Regions from separate parts of the Homo sapiens genome. Here region 2 is linked to region 1. The links are chromatin loops, found by intact Hi-C in ENCODE. Cell type or tissue: heart left ventricle. All regions are shown on one strand. Each heading gives the region's core, and the rest is flanking DNA. Links, peaks and the distances in the headings are about the cores only. Region 1 has its middle 11 kb from the start of DPF1. Region 2 overlaps RYR1 (ryanodine receptor 1).

The links. Peaks named below come from ENCODE experiments on the same cell type or tissue, not always from the same donor. Only the 100,000 strongest peaks of a DNase experiment are listed, where the experiment ranks them.
Region 2: a loop joins it to region 1, with 5 times the contacts of the local background. A loop is called at or near these places in 1 of 110 quality-filtered maps.

The regions. Positions count from the first base shown.
Region 1 is chr19:38,229,834-38,239,914 of GRCh38, forward strand. No RefSeq gene overlaps it. Among named protein-coding and RNA genes, the nearest start is that of DPF1, 11 kb to the left of the region's middle. RefSeq lists a silencer at 1-146 and enhancers at 4,384-4,433, 8,672-9,171. In heart left ventricle, for the core only: CTCF peaks have their summits at 4,131 (motif pointing right) and 4,338; a DNase peak (open chromatin) is centred at 4,168; H3K27me3 peaks cover 1,037 bases.
Region 2 is chr19:38,494,819-38,501,385 of GRCh38, forward strand. It overlaps RYR1 (ryanodine receptor 1), which reads left to right. Exons shown (of 106, transcript NM_000540.3): 40 at 1,397-1,511; 41 at 1,591-1,723; 42 at 2,042-2,136; 43 at 4,290-4,425; 44 at 4,817-5,003; 45 at 5,090-5,198; 46 at 5,788-5,908; 47 at 6,003-6,172. Among named protein-coding and RNA genes, the nearest start is that of RYR1, 64 kb to the left of the region's middle. RefSeq lists an enhancer at 1,017-1,908. In heart left ventricle, for the core only: no CTCF peak of the experiment used is centred there; a DNase peak (open chromatin) is centred at 2,450.

The sequences.
Region 1 (10,081 bases), core at 2,015-7,014:
CTACACGTCCCAGGGGGCGTCAGGAGGACCGCGCTCCCATTGGCTGCTGGGGATACAGGGAGGGGCGGGGCTCCCCCCAGAGCATCTTTCCTCCCTCCCTGGGAGTGCTCGGTCTCCAACTCGGGATCTCCACCCTCCAGGCACCGCGGGCGCGGAAGCAGGTGGTCCCTAGCTTCTAGATGTCCCCAGGGTATGTGGATGACCCTAGGGTCTGTCGTGTATTCTTGTCTAGGCCTATTTGGGTGTCTCTTCTATGTCGGACAGCCTGTGAACAAGCACAGGGGTTAATCAGTGCCTTTGTTCATTTACTGAGTGCCTGCTGTGTTCCAGGAACTCTTCTAGGCACTGGGGATACAGCAATGACCAAAACAAAGTTGCCGCTCTCAAGGAGCTGACATTCTAGTGGAGAAAGACAGATAATAAGAAAATAAATAGATAAAATCATTTCAGACAGTGAAAGGTGCTATAAAGAAAAGAAAATGGGGCCAGTCGTGGTTGCTCATCACTTTGGGAGGCCTGTAATCCCATCACTTTGGGAGGCCAAGGCAGGTGGATCATCTGAGCTTAGGAGTTCAAGACCAATATGGGCAACATGGCGAAACCCCGTCTCTACCCAAAATACAAAAAATTAGCTGGGTGTGGTGGTGCATGCCTGTAGTCCCAGCTACTCAGGAAGCTGAGGTGGGAGGATCACTTGAGCCTGGGAGGCAGAGATTGCAGTGAGCCGAGATTGTACCACTGCATTCCAGCCTGGGTGACAGAGCGAGACCCTGTCTCAAAAAAAAAAAAAAAAAAAAGAGAGAGAGAGAGAGAGAAAGAAAGAAAAAGAAAAAGAGAAGAGTCCAGGCACACACCTATAATCCCAGCACTTTGGGAGCCTGAGGCAGGAGGATTGCTTGAGCCCCATAGCACAAGACCAGCCTGGGCAACATAGTGAGATCCCATCTCTGCAAAAAGTTTAAAAATTATCTGGGTGTGGTGATGCATGTCTGGAGTCTCAGCTACTCAGGAGGCTGAGGCAAGAAGATCACTTGAGCCTGAAAGTTGGAGGCAGTAGTGAGCTCCAGCCTGGACAACAGAGAGAGTCTCCGTCAAAAGCAAGAAAGCAAGCAAGCAAGCAAGAGAAAGAAAGAAAAAGAAAGAAAAGAAGAAAATAAAATAGATTCAGCAGAACACAGATTCCAGAAAGAAAAAAGAAGCAAATAAAAGATAATTTTAAAAAAAGAAAACAGATTGATTTGAAGGAGTGAAGAAGTGGCTTCTCTGAAGAGATGACATTTGAGCTAAGGTCTAGAAGTTGCCAGCATGCACTAAGAAGCATGTCTAGGCACAGGATCACCAAGTGCAAATGCCCTGGGCTGGGAACAAGTGTGGCATGTTCAAAGATCAGGAAGCAATTGAGTGTGACTGGAGCAGAGTGAGCAGGGGGAGACAGCCTGGGGAGAGAGCAAGGACCCGGCTCATGTAGTACCTTGTAGGTCATTATAAAGAAAATGGATTTTGTTCTAAGTGCAATCAATCATCCTGAACTCTCCTTCTCCTCTTCTTTTTCGCACACACACTCCAAGCCCATCGGCAAATTCTGTTGTCTCTACATTCAAAACATATCCAGATTCCACCCACTCTCTGCACTTCATGGCCTGCACCCCAGTCCTGTCCATCATTGTCTGCTGCCTGGACTATGGTAGCAGCTTCATCACTGGGCTCCTGCCCCTCAAGTCTGCTCTCCCCACACAGCCAGAGCAGGCTATCTGAAGCATATCTCTGTGCTGAGCACAGTGGCTCATGCCTGTAATCCCAACACTTTGGGAGGCCAAGGTGGGTGGATCACTTGAGGTCAGGAGTTTGAGACCAGCCTGGCCAACATGGTGAAACCCCATCTCTACTAAAAATACAAAAATTAGCCAGCTGTGGTGGTGCATGCCTGTAATCCCAGCTACTCGGAAGGCTGAGGCAGGAGAATCGCTTGAACCTGAGAGACAGAGGTTGCAGCGAGCCAAGATCGCACTGCTGCACTCCAGCCTGGGCAAAAGAGAGATTCCATCTCAACTAATAATAATAATGATTAATTAATTAAGCATATATCTGCATCCAACCACTCTCTGGCTCAAACCTCCAGCGGCTTCTTTCATAATTTGAATAAAATGCAAAGCCCTCGCTACGCCCTCCTCCATCCCTCCTCAACCCTCATCACATTTCTGGCCTCTTTCACCTCCTTCCTTCCCTTGGCTAACTTCACTCCAGCCCCACTAGCTTCCTCCCTATTTCTGGAACATTCCAATCCCACTCCAGCCACAGGACCTTTGCACCTCTGCCTAGAGTGCTCCTCCCACAGACACCTGCCTCACTCCATCCCGCACTTCATTCAGGTCTCCGGTTAAATGCCACCTCCTCAGACACAACCCTAGCTAAAATTGCAGCCCCTAGCCTCCTGCCTCAGCCTCCCAAAGTGCTGGGGTTACAGGCGCGAGCCACAACACCCAGCCAAAATTATGAATAAATAAATGTATTGGCCAGGTGCAGTTTGCTCATGTTTGTAATCCTAGCACTTTGGGAGCCCGAGGCGGGTGGATCACCTGAAGTTAAGAGTTAGGGACCAACTGGCCAACACAGTGAAACCCCAGCTCTACTAAAAATACAAAAATAAGCCAGGTGTGGTGGCACGTGCCTGTAATCCCAGCCACTCAAGAGGCTGAGGCAAGAGAATCACTTGAACCCAGGGGGCGGAGGTTGCAGTGAGTCGAGATTGTGCCACTTCACTCCAGCCTGGGCAAAAGAGCAAAAAACTCCATCTCAAAATAAAATAATAAAATAAAATAAATGTATCAATTAGTCATGCTCCATGCCTCTCCCCAGTGTCCAAAAGCATGCACCCAGCATGAAGAGAATCAGGTGGGATCCAGGCTCTGCCCTACCCCATATGGACACTTGGACAACCTGAAGTGAGGGGCAAATTTGGGGCCTTTTTTAAGGAAAAGTGCCCAGCACAGCATCTGGACCTAAGGCTTCAAGGCAGAGAGAAGGGATACATTAAAAGGCACACTTGGCCGGGCGCGGTGCCTCATGCCTATAATCCCAACACTTTGGGAGGCCGAGGAGGGTGGATCACCTGAGGTCAGGAGTTTGAGACCAGCCTGGCCAACATGGTGTAACCCTGTCTCTACTAAAAATACAAAAATTAGCCGGGCGTGGTGGCGGGCGCCTGTAGTCCCAGCTATTAGGGAGGCTGAGGCAGGAGAATCACTTGAACTCAGGAAGTGGAGGCTGCAGTGAGCTGAGATGGCACCACTGCACTCTAGTCTGAGCAACAGAGTGAGACTCCATCCCAAAATAAATAAATAAATAAATGTCACATCCACTCATTTCTAGAGAACGATGATGGTCTCCATCCCTCTGTGGATGTGCTGGGGACACAGCAGCAAATAAGATGGCCCCAGACTTTGCCTTAAGCTTGGAGTCCAGAAGAGTAACAGACTCATCACCAGACAGTGATGTCCAGAGGGGTCCAGGTGGGGTTAGGGGACACAGGCAGAGGGGTCGGGGCTGGGACAAGGGGGACACAGGCAGAGGGGTCTGGGCCAGGATTGGGGAGCACAGGCAGAGGGGTTGGGTTTGGGACAAGGGGGACTCAGGCAGAGGGGCCCAGGTGGGATGGGGAGCACAGACAGAGGGGTCCAGGTGGGATGGGGAGCACAGGCGGAGGGGTCGGAGCTGGGACAAGGGGGACACAGGCAGAGGGGTCCGGGCCGGGATTGGGGGGCACAGGCAGAGGGGTCGGGGCTGGGACAAGGAGGACACAGGCAGAGGGGTCCGGGCAGGGATTGGGGGGCACAGGCAGAGGGGTCGGGGCTGGAGCGGGGGAGACACAGGGCACTGTGGGAGCCCAGAGGCGGCTGTCTCCTGGCCTAGCCTGACAGTCAGGGATGCCTTCCTGGAGGAGAGGACACCCGGCCTGCATGTGAATCCTTTTGAGTCCTGACCCCCTGATCTACCCAGACACAGGGCAAGGTTCCTGCTCTGACCTCTTGGGGCCTTAATGCCTGATCTTCTTAATGCCCATCACTCAAGCTTTGAGGAACAAACCCTAAAAGTCTCAACCTGTGGTCACTTCTCCTAACCCTGGAACCCAAGGGTTTGCCCACCAGAGGGCGCTGTGGCCCCAGTCTTTGTCCAGCAGAGGCTGCTTCGGAAGCCTCAGATCCGGGAGACATCCTGCAGGCCATGGGGCTGCCCGCAGAGACACTGGGCCCCCAACCCTGAGCCTCAGACCCTGCCCAGGACCTGGTCACCAGGGTATCTCCCTCTCCTTCTCTCTCTCACACACACACGCCTCTAATCCAAGGTTCCGGTGGACCTGGAATCACAGAAAACTCTGCCCCATACCCACTGGGTCCAGCTTTGGCCTCTGAAGGAAATGCAACTGCTAACAGCCACTTCTCCCCTCTCCTGCCCGCTACAATTCAGAGGAAGCCTTCCCTAAGTGGCCCTTGGGATGTTCAGATGTACCTTTCAGAAGTTTCCTGCCCAGGCCCAGTGCGGTGGCTCACGCCTGTAACCCCAGCACTTTGGGAGGCGGAGGCAGGCGGATCACCTGAGGTCAGGAGTTCAAGACCAGCCTGGCCAACATGGTGAAACCCTGTCTCTACTAAAAGTACAAAAAATAACTGGCTGAGCATGGTGGCAGGTGCCTGTAATCCCAGCTACTCAGGAGGTTGAGGTAGGATAATAGCTTGAACCCAGGAGGCAGACACTGCAGTGGGCTGAGATCATGCCACCTGCACTCCAGCCTGGGCAACAAGAGTGAGACCCTGTATCAAAAAAAAAAAAAAAAAAAAAGTTTCCTGCCCAGATGGGGATGCTGAGGCGCAGAAGAGGTGGGGCTGGGGGGCCATGCAGTATCAGGGCAGCAACAGTAATAATCGTAACAGCAAATAAAGACTCATTGGTTCAGCTCCTCCTGAGTCAGGACCTGTACTGAGCTTTAACAAGCTACACACATCACTGAATCATACAGACCACACTTGGGAAGCAGGCACCCAAATGTCAGCAATGAGCTGAGACGGGAAGCCCTCAACCTTCATGGCAGGGAGAAGTAGGATTCGAACCCAGATCTGGTTGGGTGTGGTGGCTCAAGCCTGTAATCCCAGCATCCCAGCACTTTGGGAGGCCAAGGTGGGAGGATTTTTTTTTTTTTTTTTTTTTTTTTTTTTTGCTTGATTTTGAAACAGAGTCTCACTCCGTCGCCCAGGCTGGAGTTCAGGGGCGCCATCTCAGCTCACTTCAACCTCCTCCTCCTTGGTTCAAGTGATTCTCCTGCCTCAGCCTCCCAAGTAGCTGGGACTACAGGCATGCGTCACCACATCTGACTAATTTTTGTATTTTTAGTAGAGATGGGGTCTCACCATGTTGGGCAAGCTGATCTCGAACTCCTGACCTCAAATGATCCACCCACCTCGGCCTGCCAAAGGGCTGGGATTACAGGCATGAGCCACCGTGCCTGGCCAGGAGGATTGTTTGAGCCCAGGAGTTTGAGACCAGACAAGGCAACATAGTGAGACCCCATCTCTACAAAAGATTAAAAATAAATTAGCCAAGTGTGGTGAGGGGCACTTATACTCCCAGCTATTCAGGAGGCTGAGGCAGGAGGATCACTGGAGCCCAGCCTGGGCTTCTGAAGGAGACATGACTGCTAAGGTCGAGGCAGTAGTGAGCTATGATTGTGCCACTGCACTCCAGCCTGGGGTGCTGAGGGAGACTTGACACAGACAGGAGAGTGAGACTCTGGCTCAAAAAAAAAATAAGAAAGAAAGATATATCAGGCTGGGAGCGGTGGCTCAGGCTGGGCACAGTGGCTCAAGCCTGAAATCCCAGCACTTTGGGAGGCCGAGGCAGGCGGACCACAAGGTCAAAAGATTGAGACCATCCTGGCCAACATGGTGAAACCCCGTGTCTACTAAAAATACAAAAATTAGCTGGGCGTGGTGGCACGCACCTATAGTCCCAGCTACTCGGGAGGCTGAGGCAGGAGAATCGCTTGAACCCAGGAGGCAGAGGTTGCAGTGAGCCGACATTGCGCCAAGGCACTCCAGCCTGGCGACAAAGCGAGACTCCGTCTCAAAAAAAAAAAAAAAAAAAAAGGGAAGGGAAGGGGAGGGGAGGGAAGGGAAGGGAAGGGAAGGGAAGGTCTCTCTGATTATTGGTGGGGATGCAGACTGTGGAGGCAAAGGGGAGAGCAGAGACCAGGGAAGTGGTGCCAAGATGGGTCAGAGGGGAGGGGGAGCAACAGTGTGGGTATGAGAAAGGGATGGGAAGTAAGAGAATGTGGCTGTTATATGACCACCAAAGTGGTGGCCTAAAACAACAGAAATGGGCGGGCAAGGGTCATGCCTGGAATCCCAGCACTTTGGGAGGCCGAGGAGGGCAGATCACTTGAGGTCAGGAGATCAAGACCAGCCTGGCCAACATGGTGAAACCCCGTCTCTACTAAAAATACAAAAATTATCTGGGTGTGGTAATGCATGTCTGCAGTCTCAGCTACTCAGGAGGCTGAGGCAAGAAGATCACTTGAGCCTGAAAGTTGGAAGCAGTAGTGAGCTATGATCACACCACTGCACTGCAGCCTGGACAACAGAGAGAGTCTCTCTCTAAAAAAAAAAAAAAAAAGAAAGAAAAGAAAAAGAAGAAATAGGTTCAGCAGAACACAGATTCTAGAAAGAAAAAAGAAGCAAATAAAAAATAATTTTAAAAAATAAAACAGATTGATTTGAAGGAGTGAAGAAGTGTGGTGGCGGATGCCTGTAATCCCAGCTACTCGGGAGGCTGAGGCAGGAGAACTGCTTGATGAACCCAGGAGGCGGAGGTTGCAGTGAGTCGTGATGGAGCCATTGCAATACTTTGTCTCAAAAAAAACAAAAACAAAAACAAAAACAAAACAAAACAAAGCAAAATAAACAGAAATGTATTCTCTCACAGCGTAGAGGCCAGAAGTCCAAAGTCAGTGTCACTGGGCTGAAAGCAAGGTGTGGGCAGGGCTGTGTTCCTTTGGGAGGCTCTGGGGGAAAATCTGTTCCTCTCCAATTCCAGCTTATGGGGGCTGCTGGCAGTCCTGGGCTTGGCCACATCACGCCAGTCTTCAAGGCCAGCATCTCCACATCTCTGCTCTGCCTACACAGCACCTTCTGTCTATGTCAAGTCTCCCTCTGCCTCCCTCTTAAAGGGCACATGTGATCATTTTTGGAACCCACCTAGATAATTCAGGAGAATCTACCTCCCCTCAGGTCCCCCTTCTTTTTTTGAGACAAAGTCTCACTCTGTCACCCAGGCTGGAGTGCTGTGGCACCATCATAGTTCACTACAGGCTTGACCTCCTGGGCTCAAGCAATCCTCCCACCTCAGTCTCCCAAATAGCTGGGACCACAGGTGCACACCACCATGCCCAGCTTTTTTTTTTTTTTTTTTTTTTTTTTTGAGATGGAATCCCACTCTCGCCAGGATGGAGTGCAGTGGCTCCATCTCGGCTTACTGCAACCTCCACCTCCCAGGTCCAAGCGATTCTCCTGCCTCAGCCTCCCGAGTAGCTGGGATTACAGGCACATGCCACCATGCCCAGCTAATTTTTGTATTTTTAGTAGACACAGGGTTTCACCATGTTGGCCAGGATGGTCTCATTCTCTTGACCTCGTGATCCGCCCACCTCAGCTTCCCAAAGTGCTGGGATTAGAGGCGTGAGCCACCAAACCCAGCTTTTTTTTTTTTTTTTTTTTTTTTTGGAGAGAGAGTGTCTCATTTTGTTGCCCGGGCTGGTTCAAACTCCTGGGCTCAAGTGATCCTCCCACCTCAGCCTCCCAACACCCTGCGATTACAGGCATGAGCTACCGCACCCAGCCAGATCCCCATGTTAAGATGCTTAACTCAATCTCATCTGCAAAGACTCTTTTTCCTTCTACGGAACTAGGATCTCTTTGGGGAGGCATGATTCTGCCTCCCTCAGCAGAGTGGACAGAATCTGAGGGTGGATAATTTACAAATCTGACTGTGGAGTGTCAAGAATGAGGATGATGCCAGGGTCTGTAACCAGAGCAATCAGAGGCCCCTGAGACGGGGCCGCATGAGAAAGGGGCAGGTTAGGGAGAGGCCAGGAGATCCAGAGGTGTTGGGTCTGAGATGCGCATCAGACATCCAAGTGTTGTTGCTGGGTGAGTCTGAAGGTCAGAGAAGAGGTCAGGCTGGAGAGAATTTTGGAAGACCATTGATGGTACCTAAAGTCATCTTCTCCATGCAGGCATTCTCCCCAGGGGAGCTCACTCAGCCTTCTCACTTTAGGTAACATCAACAGTCTTCCAAAAGTTGGAGACCCCGGCTGGCCAGCATTGACAGGAGAGAGAGTGAGGAGGAACCAGGTGAGAACGAGGCCGGAGACAGAGGAGGCAGGAGGTGAGAGGAGGCCAGAGACAGCGGCCCTGTAAAGAAAACATTCAGGCTGTTGGCCGGGCGCGGTGGCTCACGCCTGTAATCCCAGCACTTGGGGAGGCCAAGCGGGTGGATCACAAGGTCAGGAGTTCGAGACTAGCCTGGCCAATATGGTGAAACCCTGTCTCTACTAAAAATACAAAAAATTAGCCGGGCCTGGTGGCGGGCGCCTGTAGTCCCAGCTACTCCAGAGGCTGAGGCAGGAGAATGGCGTGAACCTGGGAGGCGGAGCTTGTAGTGAGCCGAGATGGCGTCACTGCACTCCAGCCTGGGCGACAGAGCGAGACTCTGTCTCAAAAAAAAAAAAAAAGAGAGAAAACATTCAGGCCGGCATGGTGGCTCAAGCCTGTAAGCCCAGCACTGGGAGGCTGAGGTGGAAGGATCTCTTGAGCCAAGGAGTTTTCAAGATCAGCCTGAGCAATATATTGAGACCCTCATCTCTACAACAAATAAGAAAATTAGCAGGGCATGGTGGTGCACGCCTGCAGCCCCAGCTACCGGGGAGGCTGAGGAGGGAGGATCACCTGAGCCTGGGAGGTCAAGGCTGCAGTGAGCCATGATCACGCCTTGCGCCACTACACTCCAGCCTAGGCGACAGAATGAGATTCTTTTAAAAAAATAAATATAAGGCCGGGAGTGGTGGCTCACACCTGTAATCCCAGCACTTCGGGAGGCCAAGGCAGATGGTTCAACTGAGGTCAGGAGTTCGAGACCAGCCTGGCCAACATGGTGAAACCCTGTCTCTACTAAAAATACAAAAAATTATCTGGGCGCTGTAGCAGACGCTTGTAATTCCAGCTACTTGGGAGGCTGAGGCAGGAAAATCACTTGATCCTGGGAGGTGGAAGTTGCAGTAAGCCACTATCGTGCCACTGCACTCCAGCCTGGGAGACAGAGCAAGGCTCCGTCTCAAAAATAAATAAATAAAATAAATAAACATTTTATAAAAAGAAAGCAGACGGGCGCGGTGGCTGGCTGGGCGCGGTGGATCATGCCTGTAATCCCACCACTTTGGGAGGCCAAGGCAGGTGGATCACAAGGTCAGGAGATCGAGACTAGCCTGGCCAATATGGTGAAACCCCTTCTCTACTAAAAATACAAAACTTAGCTGGGCATGGTGGTGCGTGCCTGTAATCCCAGCTACTCGGAAGGCTGAGGCAGGAGAATTGCTTGAACCAGGGAGGTGGAGGTTGCAGTGAGCCAAGATCGAGCCACTGCACTCCAGCCTGGGCGACAGAGTAAGACTCTGTCTCAAAAAAAAAAAAAAAAAAAAAAGAGAAAAGAAAAGAAAATATTCGCTGGGCACGGTAGCTTATGCCTGTAATCCCAGCACTTTGGGAGGCCTAGGTGGGTGGATCACCTGAGGTTGGGAGTTTGAGACCATCCTGACCAACATGGAGAAACCCAATCTCTACTAAAATTACAGAACTGCCGGGCGTGGTGGCACCCGCCTATGATCCCAGCTACTCCAGAGGCTGAGGCAGGAGAATCACTTGAACCTAGGAGGCAGAGGTTGCGATGAGCTGAGATCACGCCATTGCACTCTAGCCTGGGCAACAAGAGCAAAACTCCATCTCAAAAGAAAAAAGAAAGAAAGAAAGCATTCAGGGGA
Region 2 (6,567 bases), core at 1-5,000, 260 kb after region 1:
GTGTGACTCTCAGCAGGACATTCCCCACCCCCCCCTTTTTTTTTTTTTTTGTGAGACTGAGTCTCACTCTGTCACCCAGGCTGGAGTGCAATGGCGCAATCTCAGCTCACTGCAACCTCCGCCTCCCAGGTTCAAGCAATTCTCCTGTCTCAGCCTCCCAAGTAGCTGGGATTACAGGCACGCACCACCATACCAGGCTAATTTTTTATATTTAGTAGAGACAGGGTTTCACCATGTTGATCAGACTAGTCTCGAACTCCTAACCTCAGGTGATCCACCCGCCTCGGCCTCCCAAAGTGCTGGGATTAGAGACGTGAGCCACCACACCCAGCTGAGGTTTACCCTTTTTGAGCTTCAGTTTCCTCATCTGTAAAACCGGGGAGAGCCAAGCCTACTCTGAAGGGTTGTGCTGTGGCTTCAGTGAGCTCATGCGAATAATAATAATTATGGTAGCAGTATTGAGCACTCATTGTCAAATAAATCTCATTCACACAGTAAACATTTATTAAGCACCTACTTCGTGCCAGGCATTTCTAGGTGTTTTTGAGACAGGGCCTCACTCTGTTGCCCAGGCTAGAGTGCAGTGGCCCAATCACAGCTCACTGCAGCCTCAACTTCCTGGGCTCAAGCGATCCTCCTGCCTCAGTCTCCTGAGTAGCTGGGACTACAGACACACACCACCATACCCAGCTAATTTGTAAATTTTTTTGTAGAGGTAGGGTCTTGCTATGTTGCCCAGGCTGGTCTTGGACTCCTGGGCTCAAGTGATCCTCCTGCCTTGGCCTCCCAAAGGGCTGGAATTACAAGGCAAAAGCCACCATGCTGGGACAACATTTGACAAAGGGCAACATGGCAAAGATCTCTGCCCTAGAGGAGCCTGCCTTGGGTGCACGCCTCAGTCTCCTTATGAGGGAAACAGGGACCCTTCCTCCCACAGTGGCTGTAGGAATTTTTTTTTTTTATTTTTTGAGATGGAGTCTTGCTCTGTTGCCAAGCCTGGAGTGCGCAATGTCTGCTCACTGCAACCTCCGCATACCGGGTTCAAGCGATTCTCCCACCTCAGCCTCCTGCGTAGCTGGGATTACGGGTATGCGCCACCACGCCTGGCTAATTTTTGTATTTTTAGTAGAAATGGGGTTTCACCATGTTGGCCAGGCTGATCTCGATCTCCTGACCTCAAGTGATCCTCTAGCTTCGGCCTCCCAAAGTGCTGGGATTACACGCATGAGCCACCGCACCCGGCCAGCTGTAGGAATTGAGTGAGTTCAGATCTGTAAAGGCGGTGGTGCTAGGCACAGAGTGAGAGGGTCAAGAATGCCAACGCTGTCACAGTGGTGGCTATGGCCCTCTCCGGACCTGGGCCCCTGGTGACCCCGCACACTCTGCCCGTGCACAGGAACATCATGAACAACAAAGTCTTCTACCAACACCCGAACCTGATGAGGGCGCTGGGCATGCACGAGACGGTCATGGAGGTCATGGTCAACGTCCTCGGGGGCGGCGAGTCCAAGGTGAGGGCCCAGGCAGGTGCTGGGGAGCTCAGGGGAGGCAGCCACAGAGGGCAGGCCCTGACCACCCTGCCTGTCCCAGGAGATCCGCTTCCCCAAGATGGTGACAAGCTGCTGCCGCTTCCTCTGCTATTTCTGCCGAATCAGCCGGCAGAACCAGCGCTCCATGTTTGACCACCTGAGCTACCTGCTGGAGAACAGTGGCATCGGCCTGGGTGAGAACCCCCGAGCCCAGGGGCTGTCCCCCAGAACCCACTCCTGGCACCCCGTCCAGGCCTGCCCCACTTTCCACCAGCTCACTCATTCAACAAACACTCCCTCTCAACTGTGGTTCTGGCCCTGTAATGAGTAATGCTGGGGACACAATAGTGACCCCAATAGTGACAGCCCAGAGTGGTCAGAGCTTGGATGAGGGAAGTACAGACCAGAGGAGGCACCTGATCCAGGCTGGAAAAAGGGTGGTCAGGGAGGGCTTCCCAGAGGAGGCGAGACAAGCAGGAGTGAGATGTTCTCCCCACCTCTCGCCCCTGCAGGCATGCAGGGCTCCACGCCCCTGGACGTGGCTGCTGCCTCCGTCATTGACAACAATGAGCTGGCCTTGGCATTGCAGGAGCAGGACCTGGAAAAGGTGTGGAGGGCAGGGCTGGGCCCCAGGCCTAAGGGAGGAAATCGGGCCGCTACCCGGCTGCTTGGGACACCTGCTGATTCCAAACTCATTCTGGGGGGCAATTCTGGATGGTCCAGTGCCCAACCAGAAGGAGACTAATTTGCAGGGAGAGAACGGCACCCAGTTGTTCATTCATGGGATGCTTCCTGGCTGTGGGCCGGTCCGCACTCCACGCTTCCCGTCTGGGGGCAGGTCCACAGTCTACGCTTCCGGGATGGGGGCGGATCCGCACTCTAACTTCCAGGCTGGGGGCGGATCCGCAGTCTACACTTCCGGGCTGGGGGCGGATCCGCACGCTACGCTTCCGGGTTGGGGGCCGATCCACAGTCTAGGCTTCCAGCCAGGTGGCCTTGGCACATTTCTTCGCTCTCCGAGCTTCCACTTCTGTGTACAGTGGTGAAATGCGTGGGCTCCAGACTTCAGCAACTTTGCTTCTGCTCCCCTCGCTCCCTGGCTGTGTGGCCTTGGATAAGTGACTTAGACTCTCCAGACCCCTGTTGTCTCATCTGTACAATGAATGTAGTCATAGAAACGACTTCATGGAGTCATTCTGAGGATTAAATGAATTAATCCAGTAAAGTGTTTGTAAAGGGGCAGTCAGTAACGTTAGCTGCTGTTATATTATCATTCAACAAATATGTAGTGTTAGCTTACCATATGCAAAGCAGTAGCAATATGACAGTCAAAAATCCCTGTCTGGCCAGGCAAAGTGGCTTACATCTATAATCCCAGCACTTTGGGAGGCCGAGGCAGGAGGATCACTTAAGCTCAGGAGTTTAAGACCAGCCTGGACAATATAGGGACACCTTGTCTCTACAAAAAATACAAAAAGTAGGTGGGTGTAGTGGCACGTAACTGTAGTCCCAGCTACTCAGGAGGCTAAGGTGGGAGGATTTGATAGAGCCTGCGAGGCTGAGGCTGCAGTGAGCTATGGTCACACCACTGCACTTCACCTCAGGGACAGAGCGAGACCCCTTAAAAAAAAAAGTGGCCAGAGAAAGCCTCATTGAGAAAGTGACATTTGTGTAAAGCTCTGAAGGAAGGTGACAGGTCAGGTGGTCATCATGGGGAAGAGCATTCTAGGCAGCGGGAACAGCCAGTGCAAAGGCCCTGAGGCAGGAGCAAACCTCATAAGCTGGAGGAACAGCAGAAAGACAGCTGTGGCTGGAGCAGAGGTAGTGAGGGTGAGGGCAGGAGGTGACAGGTGGGTCATGTGGCATCTCATCGGTCACAACAAGGGCTCTGGCTTTTACCCTGAGTGAGAGGAGGCCAGGATTCTGAGCAGAGGAGGGACGTGACCTGACTCAGGTGTTCACAGGGTCCCTCTGGCTGTGTGTGGGGAACAGATTGAGGGGAAGGCAGAAGGACAGAAGGACAGGGAGGAGGCTCGTGTTGTGGTCCAGGTGGGAGACAAGGGTGGACAGAACCGCTACAGGAAAGGGGTCTGGATCCAGGCCCAAAGAGAAGGTTCTTGGATCTCATGTAAGAAAGAATTCAGGGCAACTCCATAGAGTAAAGTGAAAGCAAGTTTATTAGGAAAGTAAAGGAATAAAAGAATGGCTAATCCATAGACAGAGCAGCCCCAAGGGCTGCTGGTTGCCCATTTTTATGTTATTTCTTGATGATATGCTGTTTAGCATAACAAGGGGTGGATTATTCATGCCTCCCCTTTCTAAACCATGTAGGGTAACTTTCTGATATTGCCATGACATTTGTAAACTGTCGTGGCGCTGGTGGGAGTGCAGCAGTGAGGATGACCAGAGGTCACTCTCGTTGCCATCTTGGTTTTGGTGGGTTTTGGCCGGCTTCTTTACTGCAGCCTATTTTATCAGCAAGGACTTTATGACCTGTATCTTGTGCCAACCTTCTATCTTGTTCTGTGACTTAGAATGCCTTAACCATCTGGGAATGCAGCCCAGTAGGTCTCAAGCTCCTGTTCAAGATGGAGTTGCTGTAGTTTACAGGCCTCTGACAGGACCAGGGCTAATGGGCCGAGGGATCAGAGCTGAACCGGACTGAGGAGCCGCAGGGCAGGGCAGGGCAGGGCAGAGGGCTGAGCCCCAGGAGGAAGGTGGCATGGGTCTGGTCTCTGACTGAGCCCCTTCTGCCCCCAGGTTGTGTCCTACCTGGCAGGCTGTGGCCTCCAGAGCTGCCCCATGCTTGTGGCCAAAGGGTACCCAGACATTGGCTGGAACCCCTGTGGTGGAGAGCGCTACCTGGACTTCCTGCGCTTTGCTGTCTTCGTCAACGGTGAGGAGGGGGTGGCAGTGGCAGAGCGGGAAGTATGGAGTCACTGGTCACACACCTCCCTCGAGATGACTGCTCGCACCCTGAGCCACAGATGGGGTCCAGGCAGGAATCCCTTCCAGCAGGCCTGGGGCTGGCAGGGGCCTGTGTTACCCCTGGAGGTGTTGGGTCCTGTGGCTGGCAGTGTTGGATCCTGGGGCTGGCGGGAGCCTGGTGTTACCCCTAGAGGTGTTGGGTCCTGGGGCTGGCAGGGGCCTGGTGTTACCTCTGGAGGTGTTGGGTCCTGGAGCTGGATGGGACCTGTGTTACCCCTGGAGGTGTTGGGTCCTGGGGCTGCATGGGGAGGTCTCTGATGGTGGCTCATGAGACCCCCTTTCCCCATGCGGGTGGCCAGGCGAGAGCGTGGAGGAGAACGCCAATGTGGTGGTGCGGCTGCTCATCCGGAAGCCTGAGTGCTTCGGACCCGCCCTGCGGGGTGAGGGTGGCTCAGGGCTGCTGGCTGCCATCGAAGAGGCCATCCGCATCTCCGAGGACCCTGCGAGGGATGGCCCAGGCATCCGCAGGGACCGGCGGCGCGAGCAGTGAGTCTCCCGGCCCCCTCCTCAATAGGGCAACCCGCCCTCCCTGGCCCCTGGCTGCCTCCCCAACCCACCCACCTTCCCTGCAGCTTTGGTGAGGAACCGCCTGAAGAAAACCGGGTGCACCTGGGACACGCCATCATGTCCTTCTATGCCGCCTTGATCGACCTGCTCGGACGCTGTGCACCAGAGATGCATGTGAGACCCTGAGCCAGGGCAGGATGGGAAGGGAGGGCAGGCACAGCCGCTTTGAACGCCTCATGCAGGCACTCGGTGACACGGAGTGAGCTCCCATATGTGGGTGGTCCTGGACTAGCAATGTTGGGGACACAACAGTGACCAAGACAGCCCCAGGGCCTGGTCTCACAGAGCTCCCAGTCCAATGGGGGAGACGGACAGTGACACCCAGAGTGGTCAGGGCTGGGATGGGGGAGCACAGGAAGAGGGGTCGGGGCTGGGATTGCAGGGCACACGGAGAGGACTCAGGATGGGGATGGGGAACACAGGGAGAGGGGTCAGGATGGGGATGGGGTCACAGGGATAGGGGTCGGGGCCAGGATGAGGGGTCGCAGGGAGAGGGGTCAGGATGAGGTTGGGGGGAACAAGGAGAGAGGTCGGGACTGGGGTGGGGGGGCACAGGCAGAGGAACGAGGGCTGGAAACTCTAGACAGCCTCCTGAGAAAGAGGCCTGCTCTACCCTCCTGTGTGGTAAGGGAGGGAGCAGAGCAGTCACTGAGTGGGGCACCAGCGCCTGATGAGTGCCCCTCTCCCTCCCTCTACTCCCCAGCTAATCCAAGCCGGCAAGGGTGAGGCCCTGCGGATCCGCGCCATCCTCCGCTCCCTTGTGCCCTTGGAGGACCTTGTGGGCATCATCAGCCTCCCACTGCAGATTCCCACCCTGGGCAAAGGTGCAGAGGGGATGGAACTTGGCGAAGGAGTGATGCTGGGGAGGGAGCGGCTGGGTCCGCAGGGCATCCCCGAACCCACCCTCCCTGCCTGCAGATGGGGCTCTGGTGCAGCCAAAGATGTCAGCATCCTTCGTGCCGGACCACAAGGCGTCCATGGTGCTCTTCCTGGACCGTGTGTATGGCATCGAGAACCAGGACTTCTTGCTGCACGTGCTGGACGTGGGGTTCCTGCCCGACATGAGGGCAGCCGCCTCGCTGGACACGGTGAGCAACCCTGCCCAGCCTGGCCACCCTCCCCACTTCCACAGAGGGACAGGAGATGGGTCACGGTAGAGCAGCAGCAGCTGCTTTTGTTTTTCTTGGGATTGTGGACATATCATAATCCCCAATACCATCATCAAGATAGAAAATGAAAACGAAGAAACACTGAATTCCGATGAAGGGTGAGTAGGAATCTCCAAGACCTCCAGTTATAAGAAATCATCATTTGAGGTCAGGCGTGGTGACTCGCGCCTGTAATCCCAGCACTTTGGGGAGCCGAGGCGAGCGGATCACAAGGTCAGGAGTTCGAGACCAGCCTGACCAACATGGTGAAACCGCATCTCTACTAAAAGTACAAAAATTAGCCAGACGTGGTGGCGCACACTTGTAATCCCAGC